Linked DNA regions of Mus musculus: region 2 is linked to region 1. A link is a loop called in an ENCODE intact Hi-C map of the cell type or tissue named here. Cell type or tissue: heart. All regions are shown on one strand. Links, peaks and the distances in the headings refer to the core of each region. The heading gives the core; the rest is flanking DNA.

Evidence for each region. Hi-C counts contacts between places; a loop is a spot of excess contacts. Peaks named below come from ENCODE experiments on the same cell type or tissue, not always from the same donor. Only the 100,000 strongest peaks of a DNase experiment are listed, where the experiment ranks them.
Region 2: it touches region 1 in a loop (2.1-fold over the local background); 1 of 42 quality-filtered maps calls a loop at or near these places.

The regions. Positions count from the first base shown.
Region 1 is chr11:3,508,393-3,523,275 of GRCm38, reverse strand. Selenom (selenoprotein M) reads right to left here and starts at 8,592. Exons shown (of 5, transcript NM_053267.3): 1 at 8,203-8,592; 2 at 6,980-7,015; 3 at 6,756-6,790; 4 at 6,356-6,434; 5 at 5,925-6,274. The coding sequence starts at 8,331. The coding sequence ends at 6,116. It overlaps Smtn (smoothelin), which reads left to right. Exons shown (of 20, transcript NM_001284427.1): 17 at 328-501; 18 at 698-815; 19 at 1,308-1,459; 20 at 5,449-5,754. The coding sequence ends at 5,599. In heart, for the core only: a CTCF peak has its summit at 8,633 (motif pointing right); DNase peaks (open chromatin) are centred at 4,805, 5,195, 7,205, 8,455 and 4 weaker places; H3K4me3 peaks cover 3,179 bases; H3K27ac peaks cover 2,226 bases.
Region 2 is chr11:3,640,234-3,657,109 of GRCm38, reverse strand. Morc2a (microrchidia 2A) reads right to left here and starts at 7,673. Exons shown (of 27, transcript NM_001159288.2): 1 at 6,964-7,673; 2 at 6,663-6,802. The coding sequence starts at 6,730. Tug1 (taurine upregulated gene 1) reads left to right here and starts at 8,296. Exons shown (of 4, transcript NR_002321.2): 1 at 8,296-8,357; 2 at 10,032-10,553; 3 at 11,587-12,338; 4 at 13,931-16,876. In heart, for the core only: a CTCF peak has its summit at 8,054; a DNase peak (open chromatin) is centred at 7,999; H3K4me3 peaks cover 3,397 bases; H3K27ac peaks cover 2,192 bases.

The DNA of each region.
Region 1 (14,883 bases), core at 4,720-12,719:
GCATAGCTGCCGACATCCTGTATCTGTGCCTCAGTCTATGTACTCCTCTGTAAGACAGGCGTGACAAGGACACCCTCAATCCTCCCTAATGTCTTTTTTTATGTGTTAGTGGAAGTCCCTAGTGGTGTTTGATGCAGTATAAGACCTCTTCTAAACACTGCCCCGGAGCAGCCCCGGAGGACCCCATGCAGCTGTAGCTCTGTTCCTCCACAAGTTTCAGTGTTTCTAACACCAACAACATCAAGCTAAGCATCCTGGTCTGCTGCCAAGAGAGAGGACCCACTCTTCCTTCAACCATAACATTCATTTTGTCACCCTCCACTCCAGTATCTTCGACCGAGAGGACCAGACCAGCTCACGTCCTGGCAGCCTGGCAGCCCTTGAAAGACGCCAGGCAGAGAAGAAGAAAGAGTTAATGAAGGCACAGAGTCTGCCCAAGACTTCAGCATCCCAAGCACGCAAGGCCATGATTGAGAAGCTAGAGAAAGAAGGCTCTGCAGGGTCAGTGGTAGAGGGTAGAGAGGTGGTCTGGGTGTTGGGGATAGGGCCTGAAGCTCAGTGGTTGGAGCCAGAGAGATGGGAGATGCAAGGTACCAATGTGACAGAAAGGTTGAATGTCATGGTAGACCAGACCAGGGGTCCAAAGGGTATGCTGGCCCACTAGTGGCATCTTGTGACCCTCTTCCCCACACCACAGTGGTCCTGGCACACCCCGTACAGCTGTACAGCGTTCTACCAGCTTCGGAGTCCCCAACGCCAATAGCATCAAGCAGATGTTGCTGGACTGGTGCCGAGCCAAGACCCGCGGCTACGAGGTGAGCCCAGTGGAACGCCTCAGTTTGGTGCCCTCTTCTGAGAATTATTCGGCAGCTATCACAGCTCTGACAGGAAGCATGAAAAACATTCTCAGATGGGAAGGCGAAGTCTCAGGGAGACCCCACGGCCTGCTTTGGCTCCTTTGGGTTGGTGGGCATGATTCAGAGTCAGAGCCTCAGTGTTCCACCCAGTAAACTTCTGCAAGGGAGGGAGTGACTGGAACATGACCATAGCCTCAGTTGAGTGGCATTGGGCTTCTCAGAAGTCCTCCCCCCCCCCCCCAAAAAAAATCACGGCTTAGGGGGTTAATGAGGCCAGTTGGAAGAAGCTCATGTTTTAACTACTCACCTACTATCTAGCCTTGAACAGACAAGGTCTCCCTGAGCCCAATTGCCCTAGGACTGCGATGCCAAAATGTGGGGGAGGGGTGGACAGCAACCATGGGAAAGTTGCTCCCAGCGTCCTGACTGGTGTGCTTCTGCCTCCCAAAGCACGTGGACATCCAGAACTTCTCCTCCAGCTGGAGTGATGGGATGGCCTTCTGTGCCCTGGTGCACAATTTCTTCCCTGAGGCTTTTGACTATGGGCAGCTGAGCCCACAAAACCGACGCCAGAACTTTGAAATGGCCTTCTCATCCGCTGAGTAAGTATGGGTCCCGTTCTCCCCGTGTCAGCCGGGCTCAGCAGCCCTGAGACCCCGTGGAAGTGGCCAGTTGTACAGTGGGTCTGCAGACGAGACCCCCTTCCCCAGAGAGCTTCCATCCTCCTCCACCCACCTGTTGCTGAGTGTGCCGGGTGCCTACCGGAAGGAAGGAGCGTCATGCCCGCCTACCAGCCCAGGCTAAAACCCATCAGGTGGCCCTGTCCATAACCTCTCCCTCCTCCATCTGCCCTTGTTCCTCCTCTCTCCATTTCTCTGTCCTGCTCTCCTCCCACCATTACCAGAGCTTCCTGCTCCCACGGGATCCCAGCTGGAGATTCCAAAAGGAGGCTCCTGGCCCAGGCACCGTGCCCGAGTGACCTATATACGCCTATATAGGACATCGAAAGCCCTCCACTTTGGAATCGTTGCCCCTTCTGCACACTGCACCCAGGCACCCTCCTCCTCCGTCTCTTTCTTTCCTTCCCTTCCCTTTCTGGTTCCCTCCAGGATTTCTCCTCCTCCTCCCCCACTCCTCTCACGCCTCCCTCACCCCCTCTCCCTGGGGCACAGCCCTCCTCTCCAACCTCGGCACCAGTGCCGTTGACCCCCCTACCCCCGCGTTCCCGCTTGCCCAAAGAGTTCTCTGCACCTGTGACTGGTTTGGCCCCCCACCCTTGTCTGCACCGCGCACCATTAGTGATGGGTAGTGAGCGGCACGTCCTCCACTGGGAGGGGGCATGCGGGAGGCTGGCAGACTGCGGCACCGAGAGCATTAACTGAACTCATGTCTCTGTATGTGTATGTGTGTGTGTCTCTGTCCTCCCTTCTCTCTTGGCCTCTCTTCCCTCCTTCCTCCACCGGGCCCCTTCCCTGCCCCTTCCTGGCCCCTCCCCTCCCCAGGACCCATGCGGACTGCCCGCAGCTCCTGGATACAGAGGACATGGTGCGGCTTCGAGAGCCAGACTGGAAGTGCGTGTACACGTACATCCAGGAGTTCTACCGCTGTCTGGTCCAGAAGGGGCTGGTAAAAACCAAAAAGTCCTAACCCCTGCTTGGGGCCCCACGGTGAGAAATGTCGCCTCTCCCACCTGTCTCATTTCACCGGAATCTGCTCATCAATGCATTGAGAGGGATAAGGGGAGAAAGTGTGAACAGCAGGAGAGGCTTAGAAAGCCCAGAGGAGACCGGCAAGACCCTCGGTGACACGAGGGTATGGTGACAGGGAGGAAGACTGACAGGGAGCCCAGGAGACCCCAGGCTCAGCCCAGGATGGCAAGCTATAAAAAGGAGAAAACTAATCTAGGGTCTGAACAGTTCAGACTGAGGGAGGAAAAGGAGCAGCAGGCACAGGAACAGACCCAGCAAGGCCAGAGATAAGAGATGGAGAAGGCAGCTTAGCCTGGAAGAAAAGAACCTGACGAGGTTGAAGGGAGGGAGCACAGTTTGAGTTTGAGCATCGTTGTGAGAACCCAGGAGCCAAAGGTTATCCAGAACGGGAGAGCTGTGCTCAGACTAGGACTCCAAAACAATCCTTGGGAGAAACTTGAGATGCTAAAGATGGAACGGCATCAGAAGTAGAGGACCCAAAGGGACAGCGTGGTGCATGCTTGCAGCCCCAGCACGCAGGGGTCTAAAGCTAAAGAATCACAATGTGAGGTCAACCTGGAAACAGCAAAACCCTGTCTTAAAACAAACCAACACACTAGAAAGGCAGGCTCCCTGATCTGGGTTGAAAAAGAAAGAGAGGGTCAAGACGCCACTCAAACTCAGAATGTGACACATGGGGAGCTGGTGGCGTCTTTCTCTAAAGTGAGGAGCCTGGGAACAGGACCAGTTCAACAGGAAGATGTTTCTGGCTGGATTTCCCCAAGCCATATGGCTTTTCTCTCTGCTCACATCACCTCGGGGCCACAGTGAAGAATTCTGATCTGACCTGGTTTTCCTATTAGAGATAAGGAGCTAAGAGAGCAGAGTGAGGTCAGGGTCTCCATTTACTTGTTCTTTTTCCAGACCCACCGCTATAATCCCACCGATTTGTAGACAGAGGTAGGTGGGAGGTGAGGGTAGGATCACAGAAGAGGGAGGAGTCTCATCCAGCATCCGTGAGCACAGGTAGAAAGATAAGATAGAGGTCCAAAGGGAGAAAGGAATTGCTGGAGGAAATGTGACTCTGCATGGATGGAGTCAGCAAGGATGCACAGGGTGCTCTCCTGGGTCAGGGGCCCTGGGAGAAGGAACACATGTGCGCACACACTCAGAGGTTCAGGTGTGAAAAACAGGCTTGGTACTGTCTCTAGGTCATATATGGACTTAGCTCCTGCTCAGCAGGCTACTGGAAAGAGAAAAGCTTTGCTTAGGGTAGCTCTGGCCCAGTAGGAAAGTGTGACTCAGCTACGTGCTGTTGCTTTAGTTGCCTGGTGTTTGGCTTGTCACTTGGGTAGCCTGAACCATATACCCCAGTATAAACAATGGCTTTATAAGGTCTCCAGGGAAGGCACCACGGGCTGGAGGGAGCTCCAGACTTGGGAGGGAGGCTGGGATCCCTGTACAGATAGCTACAGTTGGAAGATGCTCCAGAGAGAATCTGCCTCTTCACCATGGTACAGCTGGATAAACAACCCCAAATGTGGGGTGAGGATGACCTGAAGGGCACATAGCCTGTCAACAGTAGTGCCAGGTACCTGTCACTTATTCTGAGTACTTCCAAGGTCTCCAATGAGGTTGGGAATGTCTAATGGGGGTGGAGTGGGGCTATAGTAGGGTCACAGAAGAGTCTTACCCAGCATCCATGAGTGATCTGTTAAAACAGAGACTGAGAAAACTTTCTGCTTCCCAACATCACCAGAGGCTGAGATAGGAGTCTCACAGGTTCAAGGCTTGCCTGGACTACAGAATGATTTCAAGACTAGCCCCAGCAATTTATTGTGACCCTAATCTCAAAAAGCAGAGAGCCAGGATGGTAACTCAGTGGGAGAGAGCTTGCGCTTCAAGCATGAGGCCTTGGATTTAACCTCCAGTACCACAAAATGCAAAAAATAGTCATAGCTGAGCTGGGAGTAGACCCCAGTCCAACCACAATCCTGGCTATGACCATGAAGGTACTAGAAGGGAAGTGGTCTTGGGTTATCTATCTCATGCCTAGGAGCAGCAGTAATCTGCTTGTTTTCCCTGCCAAAGTAAGCTTTGAGCAGTGGTGATGAGGAGCCAGTATAAACTGGAGACAACCAGTCTTAGTTAGGGACAGGAGGGAAACAGGCTGAGCTTGTCCCCCATCTTAAAGCTGTAGGGGTAAGGTTCCCGCAGAAGGGGAAGGGGAGCTCCAGGCAGTTGCCGACACCCACGGCTGAGGGCCTGTGTCTCATACCAGGTTCTACCTGGCTATAAACAAACCGCTGAGTTGGTTTCCTGAATCAAGTGTAGCACTCAGGGATAATCGGAAGAGTTGTTGCACCATGAGCTCAGGGTAGGGTACAGACAACCCAGCTGATATGACTAGGGTCCTCATCTGCCTTCCTATCTCTACCCAATGCAGATGATAGGGTTTAAAAAAACCACTCCAGGACTACTCCCCTAGGAGGAAGTGGGTCACTGGGGAATCCTGATGGTAGAATAACACTAGCCAAAGGGGAAGGCTCCCAGGGGTTGAATGGCCCAGCTGAGACTCTACCAACAAGGATACACCTGTGCATGAACAGGAGGTGGGCTCTCCAGAGAGCGGTTGGGTTCTAGAGCCAGAACCTGCCTGTCTAGGGTGAGGCATGGCTCACTCCCCAACCCCTCAAATTCTACCTGCTTAGCCTATGGGCAGGATGGCCCCTGGGTTTGGTTGTGGGTTTCCCTTCCTGGAAAGCCTTTCCGATCGATGGACAGACAGTCTGGAGTTTGTGAAAAGACGAGCAGGCTGCGATAACGACCTCGGGGTAGAGGGACACAGCGAGAAGCAGGCTGGCACTGACAACTCCTGTTGCCCCCCCCCCCCACACTTGCAGGATGCTGGTGGACTGTGTACCCTTGGTGGAGGTGGAGGACATGATGATCATGGGCAAAAAGCCCGACCCCAAGTGCGTCTTCACCTATGTGCAATCGCTGTACAACCACCTGCGGCGCCATGAGCTGCGTTTGCGCGGCAAGAATGTCTAGCCACTCTGCTCACACCGCCTGCGCTGCGGGCTGCTGTCCCCACGCCCCCAGCACCGGCACCTCCCAGTGCGCCTGCCCACTGCTGCCCCGTCTGTCAAAACACCTCTCCCCTTTGTACACACGCAGCGTTTTGATAAATTATTGGTTTTCAACGATCCTGACTTTTCTCTGCTGTCTTGGGGAGATGGCATTAGACTGTGAATTATCCCCAAGTGTCCCCCCCATTCCTGTAGCTAGGTAGTGGGAGGAGTCACCCGAGGATGTCAGGAACTCCTATTTGATCTCCCACACCATCTACTCGCTGCAAATAAGAAGAGACTCCGCGTGAAGGAAGAAGATTTAGTAGAGCTGGGGAGAGGAAAGGGAGGATTGAGATTCCCCCCACACACCCCATTTCCGTTGCTTTGGAGACTGGCGTCGGCCCTCAGCAAGGGAGATGCTCCCGGGATACTGAGCGCTTCATTCTGTCTCCGGGGCGCTGGCAGGGGGGGGTCCCAGCTCCACTGTGGCTCGGGGCTACAGGTCGTCGTGTTCTGAAGCTTCCTCGGGGGGCTTAGCGGGCGCCCACAGGTACTCGGGGGGCACCTGAGCTTCCGGCGCCGACTTGCGGTAGAAGCCGAGCTCCTGTACCAGCGCATTGATCTCGTCCCGGGTCATTTGGCTGAGTGGGATTCGCTAAGATGGAGAAAGGGCGGGATCAGCACTTAGCCACTGTCCTGGAGCCCACCCCCACCCCACCCCCCGCCAATGCCTCACCTCTAGTTCCTGGTAATTTCGGCTTAACAGCACGAGTTCGGGGTCTGCCCCAGGGAGGTGCTTCATCACCAGGTTGTGGCTGCAGGAGATGTTAAAGAGGTGGGAGGGGGAGCAGAGGCAGAGAGATGTGACCCCCCCCACCCTTTAGCTGATCACTTACAAGAAGCCTAGGTGGGGACCCAATCCTCATCACTGTGAGATTAGGGTTCAAAGAAATAAAGGGCCCTTCTCTCCACTAGTAAGCTCTCTTCCCTCCTTAATTCTAGACTTCCTCAGAATCCTCCGAAGAGTTAATATCAGCCTCTTTGGTAGACGAACATCATTTTCTATCTTTGAAAAATATCGAGGCTTCTCCCAGGTGCCTTCCCTATCCCCTCCCCCCACAACAGGAAAAGGATACTACAGTTGAATGTCCTCGGTGACAAAGGCCTTCACCTGGGGAGGAACCATAGCATTAGAGCACAGGGCCTCAGACCCTATAGACATGGACGATGAGGCCCAGTCAGGTCATATACCAAGACAGGTCCAGTCTCCTGCCTCACAGTACAGGGATTCCCACCAGGCCCCCAGTCAGTGACCAGTGCTCCTTATTCCCTAAGAGGGACTCCCTTCCTTCAAACTCACCTCCTTTAGGCGATTCAACTGTCATCCTCCACAGGTCTGGAGAGAGAGAGAAATGGGATAATAAACCAGGAGTCCTTCACAGGCTAGCTATACAGCCAAGACTATGCCGTCCTTTACACTGAATTGGGTCAGGCAGTGAGCGTAAAGAGAAGCATCAAGGTGTGGCAGTAAAGTCCTGTGAGCAAGAAGACCTCTGTACAGGTTGGGAAGCTCAGGCCTAGAGCCACAGGTAAAGAATGAGGGAGAGAAACCAGCCATGGGTCCCTGTCTGCATGTTATTGATAGCTGACCAATGCCCAGGAGACATGGGTTACGGCATTCTCCCTGTTGTCGGTAGAATTCTAACCCTGGCCTTTGGCCCTTGAGACGAAAGTCAGACTAGAAGGGAACAGCTCAGAACTACCCTAAGGGCCCTGTTAGAGGCACCTGCCATCTGGTCCCTACCCCACCCCATGCAGAGGCAGCCCTGCCAGCCACCTGTGGTTCAGCTTCAGGAACCATCTGGCTGATCTTCCCTAACTTGGGAGTATGGATGGTCCTTCTCTATTCCTGATGGGAGGCCGCAGCCCAACAGGAAGTCCAGACCTCCCTATTTCAGGCCTCCCTTACACTTCCTTTTGTTAATTTTTTTTTAAATTAAAAATAAACCAGCTAAGGCCCATGAAGAGTCTGCAAACATAGGAATCACTTAGGAAGACTCCAGGGGAGTCCTTTGGCCGGCAGGTGGTGGTGGTCCAGGGTGGCTGTGGACTGTTGGTATCTCATTTCCCTATCCTCTCCTCCAGCTCCAGCAGAGTACAGTGAGGGGAGGAGCTTAGGTCTTTTCTCCCCACCAGAAGAAAAGAGATTCTGGAATGCCAGGCACTAAGTCTGGGTGGGGGGAGAAATAATGGGGAAAGGTGAGGTTATCCTTAGAGAAGGTGGGTTCTAAGGGGCCAGTTTTCAAAAAATTATAGCCAGAGACCCACGGTAGGGCCAAGCCTGGAGCAGAGGCAAGGGTTCAGAGTGCCAGGCCACAAGGACGAGACTTCTTACTTCCACAGTAGATGCTGTTCATCATGCGGCTGGGAAATAAAAGGAATGATTCCCGGGCCGTGCAGGAGGGAAAGGGGGGGGGGGTGTTTCGGGAATTCTGGTATTCCTGAGGCCGGACTATATTCTTGGGATAAGGGGCAGCAAGGTTGTGGAACTGTCGTACTAAGGTTGGGAAAAGGCGCACTCACCTCCACCCGCCCCCTGGCCAGGCCTCGAAGACGGTTCCAATCCGGTCGGTAGTTGGTGGTGGAGGTGGCTGGAGCCACAAGGGCTGCAAGAAGCAGCAGCAGCGACGGCGGCGACAGTAGGATGCTCATCTGTGCCTGGCAGGAGACGTTCCGCAGGCTGCACCCAAACTCGGCCGCTGCGCCACGTCTGGCCCGCAAGCTGGCCCCGCCCAAGCCAAAAGCTCCGCCCAGCCATAAACCACGCCCCCAGAGCTAGAAACAGCCCCACTGACATCCCACCCAAATCGGGTGGTTGCCTCCCACTAACCCCCATCCCTGTCTCAGCTACTCTCTGGTCCTCCAGACTTCATGTTCCCAGTTCTCACAATCTCCATATTGCATTTGCCCACTAAGTGTGAAACGCTCCCGCAGGATGCCAGGAGACAGCACTACTTCGCGTCACCAGAGGGCGCAGGAGGTTCGCAGATGGACACAAGGATTTCTGGGTCAGAGAGTTAAGATAAGGAAGCAGGAACCTAGGAGATCTCCTTTATACGCTTTTGATGTCTTTGAACGAAATTCCGATCAAAGCTTCAATTCCCCAAAGCACACGTTGTAAGCGAGGACCATTACCTACGCCCCGCTCAAGAAAGCTCAGAGGGTAAAAGCGCTTGTTATGACAGCCTGACTCCTGAGTTTTATCCCTGAAACCTAAAAAAAAGTGAAAGAAAAACAGCAATTCCCACAAGTTGTGCTCTGTCCTCCACAGGCGTCCCCAACCGCTCACCATGGCATGTCCGTGCCTGTACAGGCACACGCGGTGCACACACACATATAATAATAATAATAAATATAAATTCTTACAAAGGAATACTACCTATCCTTTTTTACCTAGAAAAGGCTGGGAGGGTTAATATACACAATGCATCTCATTAGAACAGTATCTGGTCAGAGATGGTACACACCAATCTCCTACTGTCCTTGAACTCAAAGCAATACTCTTCACTCAACCTCCTGAGGGCAGGGTGATTAGGACAGACTCTGGCTGTGTTACCTTCCATTATTAGCTCTTCCCCTTCCTCATCACAACGGCCCCCTCCAGCAATGAACTCCGTTTTGCAGATTAGGAACTGTTTCAGAAATGTAAAATAGGCCAATTCATAGATCTGGATTTGAGCCCCAAACACCTCTGTGGATCATCTCCCTGGACCAAGGAGGAAACAGGTGGCACTCCATGTCCTCATGCCTTCAGCAGACACAGCAAGTACAATCAGTTTTTTGTCACCCTGGATTTAACCAGTCTCAAGTTGGAAATATTAGGAAGTAAAAACTGCCTCTGTACTGAACATGTACAGACTCTTTTCTTGTTGTTATTCCAACCAATAGAGCATTACAACTATTTATAGCATCTGTATTGTATTAGGTGTTATAAATTATCTAGAAATGATAGAAAGTACAAGATCAGGCCACACGGGCTTTAGGAAAATACTAAGCCATTTTATCTATGGATTTGAGCATCCTCATATTTCGAGTTTTGGTATGGAAGTGTGCCCTGGAACCAATCCCTGGCAGACAGCAAGAACACGCTGTGCCCTTTCCCACAGGATTCAGAGAACCTTGTCAACACTGAGCCAACGCTGCTTGTGATCCAAGGTATTTTTACCTTTCTGGGCTTATTCCACCACTTTTAAAATGCGCATTAAAAATGGGGCGGGGAGAACCATCAGCAGATAGTTCCATGACTATAGGCACTTGCTGCCAAGTCTGATGCCCTAAGTTCAAGTCCCAGAACCCATGACAAAAGGAAAGAAGAGACTCCCACAGATTGTCCTCTGACCGTCGCATGTTTCTAATATCAAGCACTCACAGACAGACAGACAGACACACACAAATGAATAAATAAACAAATATAAAAATATTGGTGAGATAACTTAACATGTAGAATCAATTGTTGTATAAGCATGAAGACTGAGTCTGGATTCCTACACCAGTGTGAAAAGCCAGCCATGATAATACAAGCCTGTAATCCTGGCCCTTAAGAGACAGGGCACGAGGATCAGAATTCAAAGCCATCCTCAGAGGGGCTGGAAAGATGGCTCAGCAGTTAAGAGGACCGGTTGTTCTTCCAGGGGGCCCACGTTTGATTCTTAGCACCCACATGGAAGCTAACAACTGTCTGTAGTTCTCATTCTAGGGAATCTGATGCCTTCTCCTGGCCTCTACAAGCACCGGGGGAATGCATGTACTGTTCAGACATGCTTGCAAGCAAAATCTCCATGGACATTGTCTTAGTCAGGGCTTCTATTCCTGCACAAACATGACCAAGAAGCAAGTTGGCGAGGAAAGGGTTTATTCGGCTTACACTTCCATACTACTGTTCATCACCAAAGGAAGTCAGGACTGGAACTCAAGCAGGTCAGGAAGCAGGAGCTGATGCAGAGGCCATGGAGGGATGCTACTTACTGGCTTGCTTCCCCTGGCTTGCTCAGCCTGCTCTCTTATAGAACCCAAGTCTACCAGCCCAGAGATGGGAGATGGTCCCACCCACAAGGGGCCTTTCCCCCTTGATCACTAATTGAGAAAATGCCTTACAGCTGGATCTCGTGAATGCATTTCCTCAACTGAAGCTCCTTTCTCTGTGATAACTCCAGCCTGTGTCAGGTTGACACAAAACTAGCCAGTACAGACATAAAACACAAATAAAAAATTTAAAAAGTAATCTTCCGTTTCATAGTGAGTTTAAGACCAGCCTAAACCTATGAGAACCCAACTCAAAAATAACACACACACACACACACACACACACACACACACGGGCTAGAGAGGCAGCTCTGGCATTAAAAGCATGGCTTTATGTTCTTCTACGGTACAATTCCCAGCATCCACATGGTGGCCCACAACCACCTCTATCTAAGTCAGGTTCCAAGAGATGCACTATAAGATGCCCTCTTCTGGCTTCTGTGAGCACTGTACACAAACATACAGACAGACAAAACATCAGTACACATAAAACAAACCTAAAATACCACACACATAATACATAGATACATATATTCATGCATACATGCACACACACACATAGAGGATTTTAGCTGTGTATGATGGTTCACACTTGTAATCACAACACTCGGGGGGCAGAGGCAAGACAATTGGCTCAAGCTCAAGGCTACAGAGAAAGACCCTTCTACATCTCCTTCACATTGGCTTGATTGTTAAGAGTTTGAAACAAGTCAGGCAGTGGTGGCACACACCTTTAATCCCAGCACTTGAGAGGCAGAGGCAGGCAGATTTCTGAGTTTGAGGTCAGCCTGGTCTACAGAGTGAGTTCCAGGACAGCCAGGGCTACAGAGAGAAACCCTGTCTCAAAAACAACAATAACAACAGCAGCAGCAGCAACAACAATAACAACAACAACAACAAAAACAAGGAGTTTGAAACAAGCTTAGAACTGCAGAGATGGCTCTGTGGGACGAGCACAGGTCCTGAGCTCAGCCCCCTAGAAAGCCCAGAAGTGCACCAGGCCATGTTTAATCAACTCAGGGAGAGAGGAGGATTGGGGGGGGGGGGGGCTTGCTGGCCAGCCAGTCTAGCCAAATCAGTGAATCTAGCCGCAATGAGGTAGCATCTTTCAAAATCTAAAGAGTGAAGGGCTGCCTAGGTGGCTCAGAAAGTGAAGGCACTTGCTACAAAACCTGAACTCAATCTGTGGAACTCACAAGGTAGGAGAGCCAACTCCTGTGAGTTGTCCTCTGACCTCCACAAGCTCACTGTGGGATGCCCACACCCACACATAAACACTCCCATCCCCACAATAAATACAGACAATAAAAAAAATTTCCGAGCTGAGTGAGGTAGAACAAGCCTTTAACCTCAGCACTCAGCAAGCAGAGGTGGGTGGATGTCTGTGAGTTCTAGGCCAGCTAGAGAGACAGTGAATCGACTTCTTTCAAAAGGGGAAGGAGTATGGTTAGTGAGGAGCTGCTGAGACCATCATCCATTTCTTTCTTCTTGCTTTCAAACTTGCCAGGACATAAAATACGTTTCTCTTTTCAAATCCTCAAAAGTCTTCTTATATCCCACTAATTCCACATGATTCAATCACATGCCCTGAGAATTTGTCCTTGGGATAACCAATCTTGACTCATTCCTAAAGCTGGGTACAAGGTCAACCACACTATTGTTTGTTGAGGACATAGATGGTAATGGATGGGATGGCCACCATAGCAGCCAACCAATTTTATAAAACGTATACACGAATACATTAGATGAGATCAAAACAATCTAAAGGGAAAAAAATCCAAAAATAAAAATGGCTATCTCTTGGAGGTTAAAATTATAGGTAAATGTTTCCTTCTTTGTATCCTGTTCTATATTTTCTGTAAGTATATGTCAACTAAACTCAAGGGGTTAAAATTAGTTTACAAAACAGTGGAATATAACTCATTGGCTCTCTGCACCCCAACCCCTACCCGAGAGATTCTACCTATCACAATAAGGGCCCCCGGGGTGACAGAAGCCTGAGGCCCCACAGAGCCTGTGGTTTTTCTGCTGACACACCCAAACCCCAGTTCCCCATGAGTCCTTGTTGTTCACTGGACAGATGCCACCAAACCACTCTCATTGCATTAACCTGGACTCTGTGGCTGTTGGGCCACAGCTTGGTCTGCTGAGGGCTGACCACCAGCCAGTAGAACCAGCAGGAGACAATGGCTGCAACAGTACCAGGAACATTCTAGCATCAGCAGCACAAGACCTCCCAGGATAGAGCTCTGCTCACAACCCATACCCCTAAGGTGCCAGTGTGCAGTCTAGGCCCTTTGGATAGGTTGGGACTCAAGTTTTAGTCTGTGATGAGTTTAGGGTCATCAGGGTCACTTTTCAATTTAAGCAAAAATTTAAGGAAGGAGGCAGAAGCAAAAGGACCACAAGTTCAAGACTAGCCTGGGCCTCATAGTGGGGCTTTCTCAAATTCTATATCACCACCACCAATAACAATAGCAACAACAGCAATAACGAAAGTCCAATAGGCTTAGAACTAAACCTGGGTTCGAGTCAGGATTCAGTCTTTGACTGGGATTAAGGCTCAGTATATGACCAGGGTCAAGGCTCAGTTAACAACAAAGCTCAGAACTTGGACTTTAACCAGATTCAGGGCTCCATTTTATGACCAAAGTAAACAGAATTTGCATGATACATGGTGAAAATTCATTATGAGATCAAGGGCTAGTCAATGATTAAGCTCAGAGCTCTTTGACCAAAAGCACTGTTTCATTTTATGTCAGAGCTGGGATTTCGTCTAAAACAAAATTAATCAAGGCTGAGGTTAGCACTCACTCTTAGGGCTGAGTCTATGTCCAGAATGAAGGTCAGACTCTTGTCAGGCTTGCCTAAAGATTCAGTATGTGGCTGGTCACAGTGATGGTCAGAGTTCTTTTGAGAGCTAGAGTAGAGGCTTTGCCTTGGCATGGGATCAAGTCTTAGTCAATTTCAAGCTTAGTGTTCGAGCTGGAGACAGGATGAGGGCTATGAACACGGCTTATTCTGGTTCTGTGCTCTATTCTGACCTCTAATGAAGAACTGTTTGGAGACCCAGAAGCCCAGGACAGGGTAGTCTTTAAGGAACAAGAGTTCCCCCAGGCAAGCTTAGCAGGGTCCTGTGCCTGCAGTGAGCTTTTCCTTGCCTGCTGAGGCCGGTGTCCTAGAGTCTTCTAACCTACATGGCTCTGCTGTTTCAGGTCCCTCGCACCAGAATAAAAATAGCCACTCACTTCAGAGCAGCTGACATCGGGTGCCTGGGAGGAGGGGGAGCAGAGGAGAGGGAGGAGGGATGTCTGAGCTCAGCCCCAGCTGTGTGACCTTGGAAAAGTCACTCCTCCTCCAGCCCATTTCCTGAGTGGCAGCATAGGAATGAAGGTAATATCCATCTGTCCCAGAAAGGGGAGCGAGGAGCCAGTCCTATGACAGGACCCTCCGAGAAGGAGTGCTCCCTCCGAGAAGGAGTGCTCCCTTGCCATCATCTTCCCTGATGCTTCTCTCTGCCACCCAGACATCTCCCACATAGCGCCACTATGTGACTTCATTCCCCATGGTCTGAGTCGGGATGCAGGGAAGGAGATAGAGGATGGAGCTAAAAGAAGAAAGGGAGAGAAGGAGAGGGAGGGGACCGCTGCTCTCTGTCCCCTGCCCGCGTGTTATGTCTGAACCGCAAGGCCAGGGGGGCACAGACCAGATTTTGAATGTTTTCCCCGTGAGTCCTCCCCACCCCAGTCTTCACCTGGCTCCTGGGCGTTTCTCCTGTTCTGCTTGTCACCTCAGACCCCTCTATTTCAACAGTCATGAGACCTCTTTTGTAGGGGGAGAATTATCCATCTCCCTCCTCCCCAGAAGCACTGCCCATTCCTAACCTGTACCCGGGCCCCAGTTTCTTCCTCATCACTGGAGACCTTCTAAGCGGCCTCACAGGAAGAGTGAGGGGGAGAACTCTCCCCCACCAGAACTCTCCCTTCCTACCCATGACCTGAACCCAAGACTGAAAGGGGAGTGTGGGAAGTTTCCAGAAAGGGGCTGGTTGAGCTGTAGCGTCTGCCTGGCACATTCTACAGAGTGAGACAAAGCAGGGAGCTGGGAGGGGCCTCTGGAGACAGCCGTCTCCAGGGGGGCGGTTCTCCCTGGCAGCTGCCCCCGGCCTGCCTGCCGCCCTGA
Region 2 (16,876 bases), core at 3,544-11,543, 140 kb before region 1:
GTTATGGTACCAATGCCCATATTTCCACAAGCCTGTAATCTCTTTGTATTGTTCAAGACATAGTAATATGATGAACTCAAGGTCTGCCTAGACTGTGTATGTAGCAAGATCAACCTAGAAACAGAGGCTGTGGCTCAGTTTCTGAGCACTTGCCTGGGTTAGATCCCTAGTACGGCAAAAAAGTCGATCTATAGCCAGACATTATAGCACACAACTGTAATTCCATAGGGCCAAGGGAGGACAATGACAAGTTTTAGGCAAGCACAGGCTGTATAGCTAGATCCTATCTTTACAACAAAATTATTAAGAGGGGACTCTAGCTTTGAGCACTAGCTATAACCTGTCTTCTCTGAGGTGCAATTGTTGCTAATTGAATTATCCCAATACCTTACCACGATGACTTGAAATATAGTCAGCATTGACAATTCCTGATAGTCTCTATAGAGACTCAAATTATTTTTTAAAAGAAGACTCAAATATTTGTTTTCAAGTTTTCAGTCATCTATATTCCTGATTGATGTAAACCAGAAAATTATATCAAATTAGTTTCCTATACAATCCAAAATGGATATGTAGAAATATAAAATAGCCAATTCTATTTTTAACAATTTTCATTTATTTAAACACAAACATGTTTTTCATATCCGTCAATGAATCTCAAAAAAATTACCCCCTGGAGTATAGTAATAAGACACATCAGAATATACTACCACTTCCCTTATAAAATAGAGCTCAAATTTTTCTGTCTTAAGAAAAATTATATTTCTGGGCTGGGGAATATAGCTCAGTTGGTAGGGTAGATACTTGACTAACATGTACAACATAAAACTAGGTATGATGGCAAATGCCCATAACTCAGAAGTAAAGGCAAAAAGATAACAAGGTCAAAGTCAGCCTTGGCTACTTACCAAATTCAAGGTCAGCCTGGACTATGTGAGACCTTGTCTCAAAACAAAGAAAAAAGAAAAAGAAAAAGAAAAACATTTCTGTCCTTTAAATGTAAAACTGTAAGTAAGAATTATGGGGAAAATTATAACACCCCTTTCCACAAGAACAAAAAAATACCATAAGCACTATGTCCAATTGTTTCATATAAAAACGAGACATTTAGAATCCAGTAAATGGCTATTAAAAAGGCAAGCATAAAGCACATCTGTCTAAAATTTCACTGTACTCTATGCAAAGTTTAGAAATGTGTATTGTACACAAACTCTAAGGAAAAAAAAAATCCCCAAATTTCGTTGCTACCAGTAACAGCAGTATTTTATACATGTGTATTTCAGATAAGCTAATCGACATTAAAACACTGCTAAGGAGTATTTTTGTATAGTAATACATATCGTTAAAGGACCTTGGTGTTCTTGGTAAAGTCAGAAGCAATACTCAGAATCAGGGCTGAAGAGATGGCTCAGCAGGTAAAAGCACTGACTGCTCTTCTAAAGGTCCTGAGTTCAAATCCCAGCACCATATGGTGGCTCACAACCATCCATAAGAGACCTGACGCCCACTTCTGGCGCATCTAAAGATAACTAGAGTGTACTTATTCATAATAATAAATAAATCTTTGGGCTGGAGCAAGCAGGGCCAACCAGAGCGAGCAGGGTTGACCGGAGCCCAACAATCACATGAAGACTCACAACCACCTGTACAGCTACAATGTACTCATATACATAAATAAATAAATCTTTTTTAAAAAAAACCCACAATACTCAGAATCTCAAATGACAGAAGGAGCCTATAAATGCTGAAGCCATTGTTCCAAATATTTCTTAAAAATCATTAGAACACACAAAAATGCAAGTTTCCTTTTTTTGCCAAATATTCAAAGGGTACCCTGTAGCTAGCATTTTAAGAAGACATAATATTTTTAAAAATAAAAATGGCTGTAGACAGCTTTAATCCCAGCACTCAGAAGGCAGAGGCAGGTGGATCTCTGAGTTTGGCCTAGTTTGCATAGTAACTTCTAGGATAGCTGAGAATACACAGAAAGACCCTGTCCCAAAAAAAGAAACAAAGAAACAAAAACCACACACACACAAAAAGCCAGAAACAAAAATAAAAAACAAAAAAACCCTTCTTTACAGACCTAAGTTTCATTTGCACATTATCCAAAGTCAACTAATTGTTTAAACACAAAGGCTTTGTATAAACTAATACTTTCAATCATGATTTAACACTTGTGACCCAGAAGAAACTCAGCATTTCCAACAACAAACTCACATTTTGCTTTTTATGTAAAGAAAATGATTTCTCAGGTTGATTAGTCAACCTGAATTTAAACCAAAAAGTTATCCACAAGTTCAAAGCCATGAAAATTTTTGCTGAGTTTTTTAATTAGTTGACAATAGTTAATTGCCTTGACTGGTAGAAAATAAAGCTAGTGGCACACACCTTTAATCCCAGCACTAGAGAAACAAAGAAAAGCATGAATCTCTGTGACTTCCATCTAAGACAGCCAGAACTATAGTGAGACCGTGTCTCAAAAGAAAAGAAAAAAAAAAGGGAAAGAAGAGGAGGCAGCAGCAGTGTTGGTGACTGAGAAATTCTGGAATCATTTTATATTCAAATAGTGTGTGTATATACACAAATACAAATATATGGTCAACCTCTATTTCAGCAGGCTTATAAGTCATATGAAATATAGAAATCTCCGACTTGATTAGGTCCCTGCACATTCATTTCTCACACTGTTACAACTACCCAAAAATATCATATGCCAAGTCACAGAATGTTCCAAGAGTAATAGACATAAAAAACCTGTCATCTTGGTTCAGTGGTTAAGAGCACTGACTGCTCTTCCAGAAGACCTGAGTTCAATTCCCAGCAACCACATGGTGGCTCAACCATCTGTAATGGGATCAGATGCCCTCTTCTGGTGTGTCTGAAGACAGCTACCATGTATTCATATACATAAAATAAATAAAACTATTTTTAAAAACCTGTCATTTGAAATTAAACATTATGCTCACCTGACTACATAAAAGTATATCAAGTCAAATGACTTAAGATATGCATCTCATATCAAAGGAACATTACTACCACTATACCAAGGATGCCAGGCACAAAACCTACCACCAAAGAGGAAGATTCCTTTAATTTGAAAACCCTAATTTGTAAAATCTCGGAAAAGGAAGTGAATATCAAAAGAAACTAGATTTTTCAGGCTGTCATGAGAATTTGTAGCCCATTCCATCCTTGATACAGATATAACCAAGAATAACCATTAACAGTAAGTATCATAGGATTTGAAAAACAAAAAACAAAAACAAAAACTGAAACCTGTTTACTCTCCCCAACACATACTTCTGAATGTATCTGCTTAGGTACTAGAGATGGCTCAGTACTTTAGTATATGTGCTGCCGAAGCGAGCATGGCTCAGTACTTTAGAATACATACTGCTCTTATAGAGGACTCAGGTTCAGTTCCCAGTTCCTTCAGTTCCCAGTTCCTACATGGTGGCTCACAAACATCCCTAACTCCAGCTCTACGGGACCCGATGTTCTCTTCTGAACTCTGTAGGTATTAGGCATGAATGTGGTACATATTCATACATAGAGATAAACATCCACATAAAATAAAAAATATTTTAATAACCTATCTAATGTCTAACACCAATGACAGGCTATATTACATAAACAATATAAAGAAAATAATGAATACCATTTGATTTTTATATGGTGTAATCTTCAAACACTAACATATTAGCTCCATCTTACGAAAGAAGAAACAGAGGCTTGCCGGGTGTGGTGGCAATCCCAGCACTTGGGAGGCAGAGGCAGGTGGATTTTTGAGTTCGAGATCAGCCTGGTCTACAAAGTGAGTTCCAGGACAGCCAGGGCTATACAGAGAAACCCTGTCTCAGAAAAAAAGAAAGAAAGAAAGAAAGAAAGAAAGAAAGAAAGAAAGAAAGAAAGAAAGAAAGAAAGAAAGAAAGAAAGAAAGAAAGAAAGGAAGGCAGGCAGGCTCAAAAAAAGCTACCCTGTGCATATGTATGGAAAAGCAGCATTCAAAAAAAATTTTTTTTTGAGTTTTGAGGTTTCTAAGCATAGGCTTCTCACAAAACCACAAAAATTTCTACACTGTAGCTTGGGCTCTGCTTGCAAGTCTACATAAAAAGAAAAATAAATAAAATACTGTTAATTTCACGATTCAAAATATGGCTAATATTGTAACATCTGGAATTGGCATTTTTAAGATTTTAACAGAACAAAGGAGGTACGGTAAGATCAATCTTTCCTTCTCTGGAGTTGATTTGTTGACCCATTCTACTATTCTACTATTACAACATATAAAAAGTTTTATTTTTCTCTAAGAATGAACTTCCCATCAAGTCATAATGACAAAAACAACAACAACAAAAAAAACAAAAAAAAAAACAAAAAAAAAACTTAACAATGGCCCACACCAGAAATCCCAGCACTTAAGAGGTTGAGGGTATGAGGTTCAAAGCCAGCCTGGGCTACAGTTAAGCTCTGACTAAAAGAAAAACACCCTCATTGTGGTGTTGTACAGTTAGTGTTTTCTTCAAGTAAAACAAGACACATTCATAGTAGAAATATTTCAAAATTCAAATTTGTGGTCCAGGTAAGAAATTCCAAAATTTCCAAAATGATATGCCAATCCTTCTATGTTGAAGCAAGCACTAATTTCAATTCAACATGGATAAAATTCACAGAAAATTTTCCAACATCACTTTATTCAAGTAACTCAGTTTACTTCCTTGCTTTGGCAATGTTCATAAACTGTTAATAATGTGTACAATAACAAAGGGAGAAATTATACTTAGAAGTTTAATAAAATAAACCAAAATAATAAATCAGGAAGTTAAATTCTCTGCCTTACAGACAGAAAAACAAAACCTTCAAAGTAATGGTCAATAGTAGGTTAAAATTAAGCACTGTAGCCAAATGCTTCATACTGTCTTAAATCTGGATACCTTTAACTTGCCTCTCCAGCTGCCTCTCTGTAAGCCTTTAATTTCTTTGAGCCTCGGGTTTCTCAAATGCAAGACAAGAATAATTCTAAACCTATAGATTTGTCTTAGAAATTACTTTATATTTAAAACAGTAAGTAGTGGAAGCAATGAATTGCTGATATTACTGTTATTGCACAAAGTCTATAGTGATGCTGGAACAAGACAGATTTTTGAAGGCCAGTTCAGGGTCATCCAAGTTTCAGTATATTTATAATTCCAAATTTGCTCTGCCAGGTCAAAATTCAAATCTGACCCCTTTATAGAACACACGCAGCCATGAACATTTAAGTCTCTTCATCTGCTTATTCTTAATATGTAGCTCAAATATAAAGAATATCGAAAGTGTGGCCAAAGGCTGTGCTAGCATCTTTGATCAGTGACCTAGGTTCCAGATTCATAATCTGTATCCAAGGTAATCTCTGTGGTACCATCTCTCTCTGTGATCTACCTCAATTAAAAGAAAGGAAGGAAGAAACAAACAAACCAAAAACCTTCCTAAATAATGCAAAATTAAACCTCTTGGCATTGAACAAATCACTGCTCAGAAAAATTTACTATTCAAAAGTTTTTTTTAAGTATCATGGAATCACAAAAGACTAGAAAATTACTGTACTATTATGAGATACCTGAAGTCTATGGTCTCTACTCTGCAGATGTTTTTTCTAACTGGACCATTTATTCATCTAGGTTTTCTTTACCTCCTTATCCAAATACTCTAATACTTACCTTGAACCCAAAAGTAACAGGTGAACTGAAAGATTAGACTCCGACAAGATAACTTAATGAAGGGCTTGGTAGCATACACCTATAATCCCAGCATTTAGGAGGTGAATGGAAAGATTAGATTTTGGCAAGATAACCTAATGAAGGGCTTGGTGGCACACACCTATAATTCTAGCACTTAGGAGGCAGAGGCAGGCAGATCTCTGAGTTCCAGACTAGCCTGGTCTGGTTCAGGCCTGGCTGGGCTAGGTAGAAAGACCCTGTTTCCAAACTAATTAACTAAACAAATACACAAACCCTAAAATATTCCATACCAAATGGTAATGATGTTAATCTCTTCACTTACTCAAGACCATGAACACAGCATCCTTCTGTGATTTCACATACTTTGGAAAAAGACTACCTAAATCAAGGCCTTTAAAGAAACTTCCACTCTTCCTTAGCATATATAAACTACATTGGATTTACAGCCAATTTGCCAAAATGACAAAACCAATTGTTTGCTGAAAATTAACAAATGCTTTCTTCTTCCAAGTTGGTCATTTTTGTCATCATCATCTTGTGGTTGTTGCTGTTGTTAGAAACACTTGTTATAAACCCAATTGTCTAGGATGTTACTAAAGATGTGCAACAGTTGATACTAGATGGTCCAAATTTTGATGATCCAAAGAGCAGTTTTGCTGGATTCCTATTAAACACTTGGATGAAACAACTCAATATGATATAAAGTTTGTATTTTGAAATTTTTGATCCAGTAAGTGAAATCATTTTCTTCTAGATTACCAACAAATAATTCACTGATCTCAGTTCTTCAATACAGAGCTCAAGACATCCAGTGATACATCTTACTCCAATGACACAAGCCAAAGAATAAAAAAGCAAAATTTTCTGGAGAAAGGATTTCCATATTAACATCAAGGAGGAGTTACTGGTTACCTCAGTGGCACCTAACAAGATACTTACGAATTTGTGTGGAGATATTCAAAGGTTAGTTGAGCTCGGTTGAGACTGCTGTAATTGGTGAAGGCCATGACAGCAATGAGTCTTCAGTCTTTGCCGGTTAACAGGAAAGTACATATAGTGAAATCGATTTCCCCAGGATTCTGATCAGTAAAGGGTAAATTTGTGCTTCTTAGTGACACATAAAAAAAAAATTTCCCTAGTATCTATTCAAAATACAGGCAGATATTTAAAACTGCGAGTGATTTAAGTATTTCAATGACTCTGATGTAATACTTTGGAAAGAACTATATTCGAAACCTACTGTCCTTAAGTGCTCCGGGGGGTCAAGCTTTCTTCACACAATTCCGACGCACATCAAAAGTGAACGGTTCTGAATGGTCTTCAAACTTGGAGGTTTACAGCTTCAACTTCACGTTCAAGTCCTTTTCTGTTCTCCTAAATTCAGGAAATTGACCTACTTCTGACGGTTCACCTACTTCATTACCACCGAAGACTTTGTCACCACCGAAGACACCAGGCTCCTCAAAAGAGTGCTCTACTGGACAGTGCAGTGGAGTGGAGGCTACTTCTGGCTTCACCGCTTTCCAACAGAAAGGTCCTTGGTGCTGACTGACAGATTTCTTTTCCCAAACCCCGCCCAAACACAGCTTGCTATTATGCCACAATCACCACAGGTTGTGGGTGAAATTACTCACAGTGGCCCACAGAAACACCTCACAACCTACCCTCCCGAATCACCTCAGGTGCGCCCTTCCCCCACACCCTTCAGAAGATGGCCTCGGGCCCTCGGGCCTTCCCAGGCCTGGGTCCTGTGGCCACCTCCTCGCTACCGACAGACAGGAGTTAGTCCCAGAGCCTGGGAGAACAGAGGAAAGTGGCGAGTGCACCACCAGATCCGATCGGGCGTTGCCTGCAGCTCGCAGATGCCTTTGTCCCTCCCCGTGGAATTGGAACTCAACCACCGCAGCGCGCTCTTGGAACCATGTGCTGCCTCCGCTGCCGCTGCCGCCGCCGCCGCCGCCGCCCGCCCGCGCCGCGACACGACACGACACGCCGCGCCTCAACAGACGATGACAGGCTGGGCGTCACGAGATTCAGCGTTCAGTACGGCTTTGCGGCCGGTGCTGCCCGCGCCACCGCTACCTCAGCCACCGCTTTGTCTCCGTAAGCGCACGCAGCGCGAATCACCTCGCTCACTCCCGACGGCCCGGCCGCCGAGGCCTCCAGCGCACCTTCGGCCAATCACAGAGCTCGAAGTCTTCCCGCCCCCGCCCTGAGACTCCACCTTCTGATTGGCGAGCGACGTCGGTCCACGTGACCGGATCTTGTTTGGCCGGTCCGCCCCCATCACGTGAGGGCGCGCGCCTCTCTTCCTGCTTTCCTGACCCCTCTCGGCCATTTAAAGGAACAGTACCGGGGGCGGGCCGAGAGACGCAGCCGGGACGGTAGCTGCAGAGCAGAGCGGAGGAGCCATCTTGTCTTGTCGCCGGGGAGTCAGGCCCCTAACTCGAAGAAGCCCTGGCGCGCCCTCCCCCCCTCCCCGGTCTGGTAGGGCGAAGGAGCGGGCGTGCGGTCGATCGAGCGATCGGTTGGCGGCTCTTTCTCCTGCTCTGGCATCCAGCTCTTGGGGCGCAGGCCCGGCCGCCGCGGCGCGCGCCCGGTGGCCGTTGGCGCTCGCGCCGCGTCTTTCTTCTCGTACGCAGAACTCGGGCGGCGGCCTATGCTTTTGCGATCCGACGAGGGGTCGTCCGGGTGGTTGGCGGCGGCGGGCAACTCCGCCCCGCTCCCGGGGAGGCGGCGGGGGAAGCTGGGGTGGCCGGGGCTGGCCTGGAGGCCTGGCGCCACCCCTCGGGGCCTGCTAGGACCCAGTTGGAGGGTCAAGAGGGAGCTGGAGGATGGTTGGTGGTGGGCTTCCTCCTTTGCCTTTTCCTACTTATGCCACCTTAGTGGGGAGCGAGAGCGCTGGCGGCAGCTCCGGGGTGGGGATTCGAGCTCCGGAGTCGGAAGATCTGGGTTTGCTTCCGGGCCTAGCCACTCGCTGGCCGAGTGACCTTAGGCAAGTCACTCTGTAATCTGTCTGCGCCTCAGTTTCCTCCTCTGCCTATCAGTGTGTGTATGGAATTGGAAGCTCTCTTCAAAAGTGTCGGTTTACAGAAAGATGATTATTGTTTTTTTTTCCTTTGAGTTGCAAGAAGTCATAACAATTGCTCATTCCCTGAAATTAAATTCGGGAACCTTTTATTGGAGTTGGAGATGGGAAGGTTCCCTGAACTTCTTCTGTACAGAAACACGTGGGAAAGTGTTTTCTAGGGGGATGAGTAGATCCTTCAGTAGCGAGTTTTCAAAGGGGGCTATGACCCAGAAGAGTTTAGAACAGTTTTTGCCACCGGGAGGAAACTGAGGCCTACATGTCATCTGGGACCCTTCACAACCAATATGAAGCCCCCATTTGAGTCCCTGGTATATGTGAGCTGCTTCTTACTGCATAATGGCTGTTTCAGGTACCATCACTTCACTGCTTGGCTTTTAGTCAAAGCCCTTTCCTTTCACCATAGGGTGCCTGAAGGGTGGCTGATGCCTATGGTACAATGGCACCCACTAGAAAGCAGCTACAATTAGGAGTGAATGTGTCCTCGAGTAACAAGAAGTGTAATCTCTGGCCCAGCGATTGTTTTCTGCTGCTCGTACTGGTGCCTGACTACTTTTCTCTCGTTAACTATTTTTTTACAACCATGATTGACACCCATTATTTGCTCCTATTTTATATCCCTGGTTTTCGTGGTTGATAGTGAACAGGATTATTTTTAAATGGTGCTGCCAAAACCAGTTAATAGTGCACATGGATTTTTAGCAAGAGGGCTACTTGGAACAGACTGAACCAGGCGTTGGATTCCTGAAAATGTTTGGGGTTTTTTTTTTTTTTTTTTTTTTTTTTTTTTTGGGGGGGTTTTTTGTTTTGTTTTTTAAATTGAAGGCTAAAGTTTTTGAAAAAACTTTGTTGGACTCTGGCTGGGACACAAAATCAGATATTTGGAATCATTTTGAAGCTTAACTTTTTCCTAACCAGCCTTGTATTCTAATTGCTTGCAAATGTGAGACTGAATGGCCAAAATGCCGTTTGTTTGTTTGTTTATTGTCAGCTGCTTTTATCAAATTCCAGGCCATTATCCAGCAAACACTATTAAAATGTTTGAACAGTTGGGTTTCAAACATTTTTGTTTTGTGGAGTGGTGCTTATTAAGTGGTACAGCTCTCTAAGCAAGTGAACACAAACATATTTAAGTGTATTTTGTATGATTAGATGTTACCAATTCTGATATTTTATTCAAATGTCTAAAAAAATAAGTTGACTTATTCCCTTTACCAAAGGGCCAGAGACAAATGGTTTCCTTTCAAGAGAAATGACTGTTTTGAAGAAAAACTCTGTTGGTCTTAGCTCTTTTGTAATTAAATCTGGATGTACCTCAAAAGACTCTTTAAGACTGTGGTGTTAAAAGGCTTTCCTCTGGAGAAGGAGAAAAAATAAAATCAACTGGAACTTAAAAGCTTGAAATTCCATGACAAAACACAGATGTCCAGGATTGGAGGTTCATAAAGTACATGCAGTAGTTGGAGTGGATTCCATTTTCAGTGTAGCTGCCACCATGGACTCCAGGCTCCCAGATTTTCAAGAACTGGACCTGTGACCCAGAAGAGCTTGTCAAGATATGACAGGAACTCTGGAGGTGGACGTTTTGTATTCAATTTTGGAACTGTTGATCTTGCCGTGAGAAAAGAGAGACACGACTCACCAAGCACTGCCACCAGCACTGTCACTGGGAACTTGAAGATCCAAGTTTCTGTCCAGAACCTCAGTGCAAACTGACAACACTCCATCCAAAGTGAACTACGGTACTTGCCATTTTCCAAAATGCCTTTTCATTTCTGCACTTTTGCTATTCATACTCTCTACCCTGGAAATGCACTTCTGTGATTCTTCACCTGGCAGATCTCTGCAATTTCATAAAACTAAGATGCTCTCTAACCCTGTAACTCTCTTAATATTAAAAAGAACATCTTTAGGATAACTTTAATCTCTTATATGCAGAGTCTGGTTCATCACATGCATTTGGTTATTTGTTTGTTTGTTTTCCATATAGCAAACACTGAAAGAGTCTTGGTTTTATGTATCTTTGCCCAAAAATACCATCATTTCTAGTGAAGCCTTTTGAAAAGCAGGGACCCTTAATCCTCAGTGTATGTATAATTGCTACATTATAATTAACATTACTCTAGATATATGAGTTGATTAGATTTCATGTTTTCTTAATCCTAGATTTAAAAAAAAAAAAAAAAAACTAGGAAACCGTATGACCTAAAAAGAAACTGAATCAAATTGTTATAGTTGAGAATGGGGACCAACCAAGGCAATATACTGTCTTGCTCAAAATAGAACTTGTTAATGTAAAAGTTAGGGCAGTGTTTAAAGGACAAGAGCATTAAGATGGCACCAGGAAAGTTAAAGGAAAAATTAATATATTACCTAGATATCATTTTTTTGTGTGTGTGCCAATTGTGAAAACTTTTCCTCCCTACCAACTATAATGTCCAACCTAATAGTTGTAGGACTAGAAACCCCCATTATGATATATATATATGAGCACACATTAATGCCCCGGTGTAGCACTCTTAAGGCATTTTCTATTTGTTGCATCCCTGAGACAGTTAACTTTGCCAGGGAACTTTTTGCATTTGTTCATCCAGCTTTTACTCTTTTGCAAATCCTCTCTTTTAGCAATTTCTCTTATCACCATCTAAGCCAGGCTTGTGAATACCTATCACACAGTAGATATGCTGACAGCAGACCCCCATCCCAGTGTTAGACTCCTCTGTTTATAATTCCATGTGTTTGTTACCTTACCTGTTTTTTCCCTGCCCCTTCTAGTCCCGTGCCTCCTGATTGCTGAATGTTCACCTGGACCTGCCAATGACCTTCCTTCTGCTACTCCATCAGCCTACAGACCTGGTACTTGGATTTTTGTCCATGGTGATTCCTTCCACCTTACTACTGAAGAAGACACCATTCCAGTGGACCACTGTGACCCAAGAAGCATTCAGCCATCATGATGTGGCCTTTACCTCCACTCCTGTCCTACTCTGCCCAGATTCAGCACAGCCCTTTATAGTGCAGTCAAGAGTCTTCAAGCCAAATAACTGAAGCTATTTTATCACAACAAAGGCCAGGTTTATTCCATAAATGTACAGTTCATTTCTGCAGTTTATTCTTCAGAGACACATAGTAAATTTGGACCAGGGGATTTTGTTTTGTTTATATTGTCAACACTGTCTGAAGAAAGGCATCTCTGAGAACAGCATTGGACCCTACTCCACAATCTCAAATGATTGAAGTTTCATAAACTGCCTAGGATCCTGTCAAGGCCACTGGACTCTTGTTCTTTTCCTACTTCAAAATCTGTAGCTGTCTACTAAATGACAAAGCAGATATTCTGACCCATTGGGATCAAAACCAAGGCATTTTGAATTCCTCATAGTATCATCTTCGGGTTACTCAGGAACCAAAACTTTTCACACCAATTTAAGAAATTCTACTGAGGAATCCCTTTACCTAACCATCTCACAAGGCTTCAACCAGATTCCTGAAAAGGCCTCTTGATATATCAAGATAGAACCTACATGGTAATCTCCTCTTTTTATAGCACTTTACAGGTTCAAAGCACTTTCATATACATGTATGCCGATGACCAACATAGTCAACACCACTTTTTGAAATGAGAGGACAGAAGTTGTTTAAGTACTTAGCAATTCCTAGGTGACACAGTGGTAGAAGTGAGTCCTTCTGACTCCCAGTCCAGTATTACCCTTGGCATTATCTTAGCCTTCACTTTATCCACAGTATTAAAATCACTGGAGACTGATGCATCTGCTTCCAATTTACATGGTGCCCTTATTAGAGCACAGTGCTTGAAGTGCAATTGTGATAACTACGCTAGACCAGAATCCCTTGATGACCTCCCTAAAGTGTAGGAATAAGCAGTCTCCGTGGTGGTTGATGATTTGGTTTTTAAAAAAATACACAATATGAAACAAAAAAGTTTTTGGATTTTCTTGTTCATTTTCATGGTCTCCCCAAAAAGTAATTAACTACAGATTTGCATTTGTTTCTGTTAATTGCTTTAAGTTTTGTTAATGTTCCTGAACACAGAAAGCTTACCTATAGTCTTCTGTCCCCAAATTAATAGGTAGAATGAGCCATTTGCTTTTATATATGTATGTAATTTATCGTTTTTGCTATCCAATGACGTGATAAAATATGTAGTATGTGTTTCCGCACAAACAGTGCAGTGTAGTATATTAAGGTCTCAAGATGTGCAGCAAAGCTTCATTTTCCCAATGTGTTATATACATCTTTTAGACATGGATTGATGCAGGGTGTTTTTATTTTGTTTTTCCTACATTCTTTTTAACAGAACGGTAAACCCAGCTGTGTAACCAGTGATTCTTAATTATTGGCAGATTGGCCTAGAGACCCCATAATAAATTCCTTGTCTTTGAAACACCCTTTCTCATACTTTGTTGTTAACTGATTGAATTAGTGTGTTACACATTTTGATTATTACCTTTTTGCCAGTGGAAACTAAAGTATTTGTGGGAATAATAGGGAAGAATAGGGGTGGGGGATGACTTTTGTCATAGTTGAATTAGCAGTAACTTCTCACTAAAGAACTTTTAAGGGGATTGATTCTCAGGTACATAAGGAGAGAAAAGATTTTTCATAGAATTAGTGTTATAGCTCACTGAGATCTTACTGCTTAAGTCATCCAACCATGGACTTCTCAAGTAATATTTGCAAAGAAATGGATACATTTTCCAGTGCTATTACAACTTAAAACCAACAATCTTGTTCCCTGATAGTCATTTTTAATATTTTTATCCTTTTTGGGGGGATTTCATGCAATGTATTTTGATCATATTCCCCTAACTTCCCCAAAACTATTCCCTACCCTCTTTCAATTTCATGTCTTTTTAATCCCCCAGTTTGTGCTGCTCAGATACTTAATGAGACACCCACTAGAGCATGGTTGACCCTTTTAGTCAATTTTAAACCCAACTTTAATCAAAATTTATAATAAAACTTAAATTCTATCGATCTGTAAGATGGTCCACATTAGAGAAAGAATAGAAAAACTTTGTCTACTTTGTCTGCTTTGTCTTAACATTGAGCTTGCTTACCATATTCTGGTTTCCATTACCTATTTTTTGTATTTCAGCATTTTGTGAACAACTTATCACTGATTTTCCAAAGGCTTTGTGCTCTTGAAGTTCTTTGAAGGAAAGCTGTGTGGAAGTCCAGAGTAAAGTGAAGCTGCTCTGGATGAAGTAGTGAAGTGGGAGTTGAGGTCTACAACCTGCCACAACCATCTTCCTTTACCACCATGGTGATGCCAAAAGGGACTTCCTTAAAGCTCTTCAGAAAATCCTGCTTGAAACCACTACCCTAGACAACATGTTTGACCTGGATGGCATTCTCTTCAAAACAATTCATATTCAGTTGATGCTCAACATGTTTGGAGATGCTTTATTCAGAGAATGATGATAATTACAGCATTGTCTAATGAAGTTTTATTAATAGCATTCCATCCAAGGTGGACTTCCTGGAGTTGGATATAACCAGAGAGCAATTCATATGTATCCTACACTGAAGAACACCATTAACTTTCAGCAACCTATAGCTAGTGGTACTAGAAGTACGTGTCTTGGAAGTCTATGAGAGCTGGTATTGAAGCTGATGCCTCCTTAAGGCCATCTTAGACCAAGTTGTTTGTTTGACCTCTCCTCATTAACTATGGAGCAGAATTGAAATACAAATTTTTCCTAAAGGGACTTGCAACCTGGTTATCATTCATTATCTCAAGTTTCAAGTCATGTTGATGCAACCAGTAGTTATTAAACTGCTCCATGGTTTTTTGTTATTTAATACTTTTTCCAGGGCTTAAAAAAACAAAATTAAATTTCTCCAACACGTCTATACTTGTCTGTTCAAAAGTAACTACTCACCACTATATGGAACAGATGATTCTGAAGACACTCTGAGCATCCTTTATGATATTTGTGACTTAAAATGTGGCTGGAAATTTTCCTTCTACCCAGTGAAATATTTAATGATTAGTCTTCATGCCTGATACCATCAACTGTATATGCGTGATAGGCAAAGTTTGACATAGGCATTTGACTCTAGGCTATGATAGCTTGCTAGTAACTTCAAGTAGCATATTGTCAACCTGTTTGCTGGAAAAGTAGAGTAACTTGGAAAAAAAACTAAATGGCAGCTAAGGATTTTTTTCAGTATTCCTGAGTTTCTGTCCTTGGGATATTTCAATGAAATTTTCACCTGTCTCTTCACTTAACAGAGTGACTGACTCCTTACTATGAAGTATTCTTAAGACATTAAGATTACTTTTGTAGAAAGGATAAAATTCCTGACCATCCAAATCATCATAGTGAACAAGACTTCAATTTGTGACCTGAGAAAATCTCATTTCTCTACTTCGTAGTCAATGTAAGGGCCAATGCTATCAGCTACTCTGAGTGCACTGGGTAAACGTTGGAACTGCCTTCTTTATATCATTACTTTTTATCCTCTAAATTAATCATGGTTATGTAATTCTCGCCACAAATCAGCAAATCAGACTCAGATCTGGTTATTCTAGACTGCTCACAGTTAACAAATCAAACTCTGGATGACTTCTGCTTGTATATGCAACTACTATTTGTAAAGAAATTGCAAATTCACTTTTCTATTACCTCTACATTGCTAGCTCTTTCTTTTGTGTTTGTATTAAAAACAAAAATAAGCTACACTGCCAGCTATTCCCTCCTGCCATACTCAGTTAAAATGAAGAATCGGGAATCTAACCAGTGAATGGATAAGTAGAAAAAACTAAAACTTAAGGCAAAAGCCTTAATCTAGGGCCTTTTCTACTATCTTCATGTCTTGGATTTCATCTAAAATCAACAGTGCCACCCAACCAGTCTGAGGTCTTGACTTGCTTTTAAGATGATTCTTAGAGATGGGCTGTATTACAGAAGGTGAAGACTTGATTACCAAAGAAAGTAGAGCCAACTTTGACAAACCTGGCTCTACAATCCTATTGCTTCCAGATGTAGCATAGACTCATAACTAGAACCTCAAGTCTGCATTGAGGATATAGCCTTCTAAGCTGACAGTTCTTGCAACAGGTGAGCAAGAAAATGAAAGCTGTTATACCCAACTGGCCCTTTAAGATCCAAAAATAATGTCTGGACTAAACCCTATGGAGTACCCAGGACAAAAACTAATTTACAGAGCTTCATTATTAATCTGCCTGTTCTTCTAGCTTAATTATTGGTATGGCTGGCCCTACTGAAGTAGTTTGTCTGTTTACCTGTCTTCAGCTCTTAACCTGGCTATTTTGACATGCTACTGCAATTAGACTAACTGGCTTTGAGAAGACTACAATCAGTTTCAGCCTCTCCTTTGCCCAATTTCACCAAGGAATTTTGATAAGAGGAACCCATACCTCACCCCACCAGAACAGAAAGGACCATGCTGCATATTCCTTGACCAGCAACTTTAAGTAGAGAACAACCCTGCTTGTTTTCAACATCTGAAACACCATTTGATCTAATAGGAGTATAGAAGGTTGACAGCAGAGTACACTACTTACTTCTTTCATAACTCAGAAATGAATATGACTGGCCCAGAAGTTGTAAGTTCACCTTGACAAGAAACAGCAACACCAGAAGTTTACTGCTGAACTTAACTTGCCACTTACTCGAATAGTCTCACAGACCTGCTTGCCAAGTAGGAGGCTAGTTTTCCTGCTTCATATCACCATTGGAGTGGGGCTCAATGGGGTCAATGTTAATACTGACTTGAATGGGGACCTTATGGTGAATCCTAGACTATGAGGCTAATGGAAATTATTGTCTATTCAAGTGGATTATAGATTTCCTGAGGACAGAACAGACATCACTCCTGGTGATTTTTAGAACTTGATTACCAAGGAAGAAATACCAGCTGCTAACAGTCAACTTCATGGGCAAAGATTAAGCTCTCTATATCTGGTCGTATCCTGGATGCTAGTTTTTTATTGCCCAGTGACCATTTCCATCTCACGCTTAACTTCCTGATGTTTTTTGGAACCATCTCTTCCAATTTTCAGTCCTGGTGATTT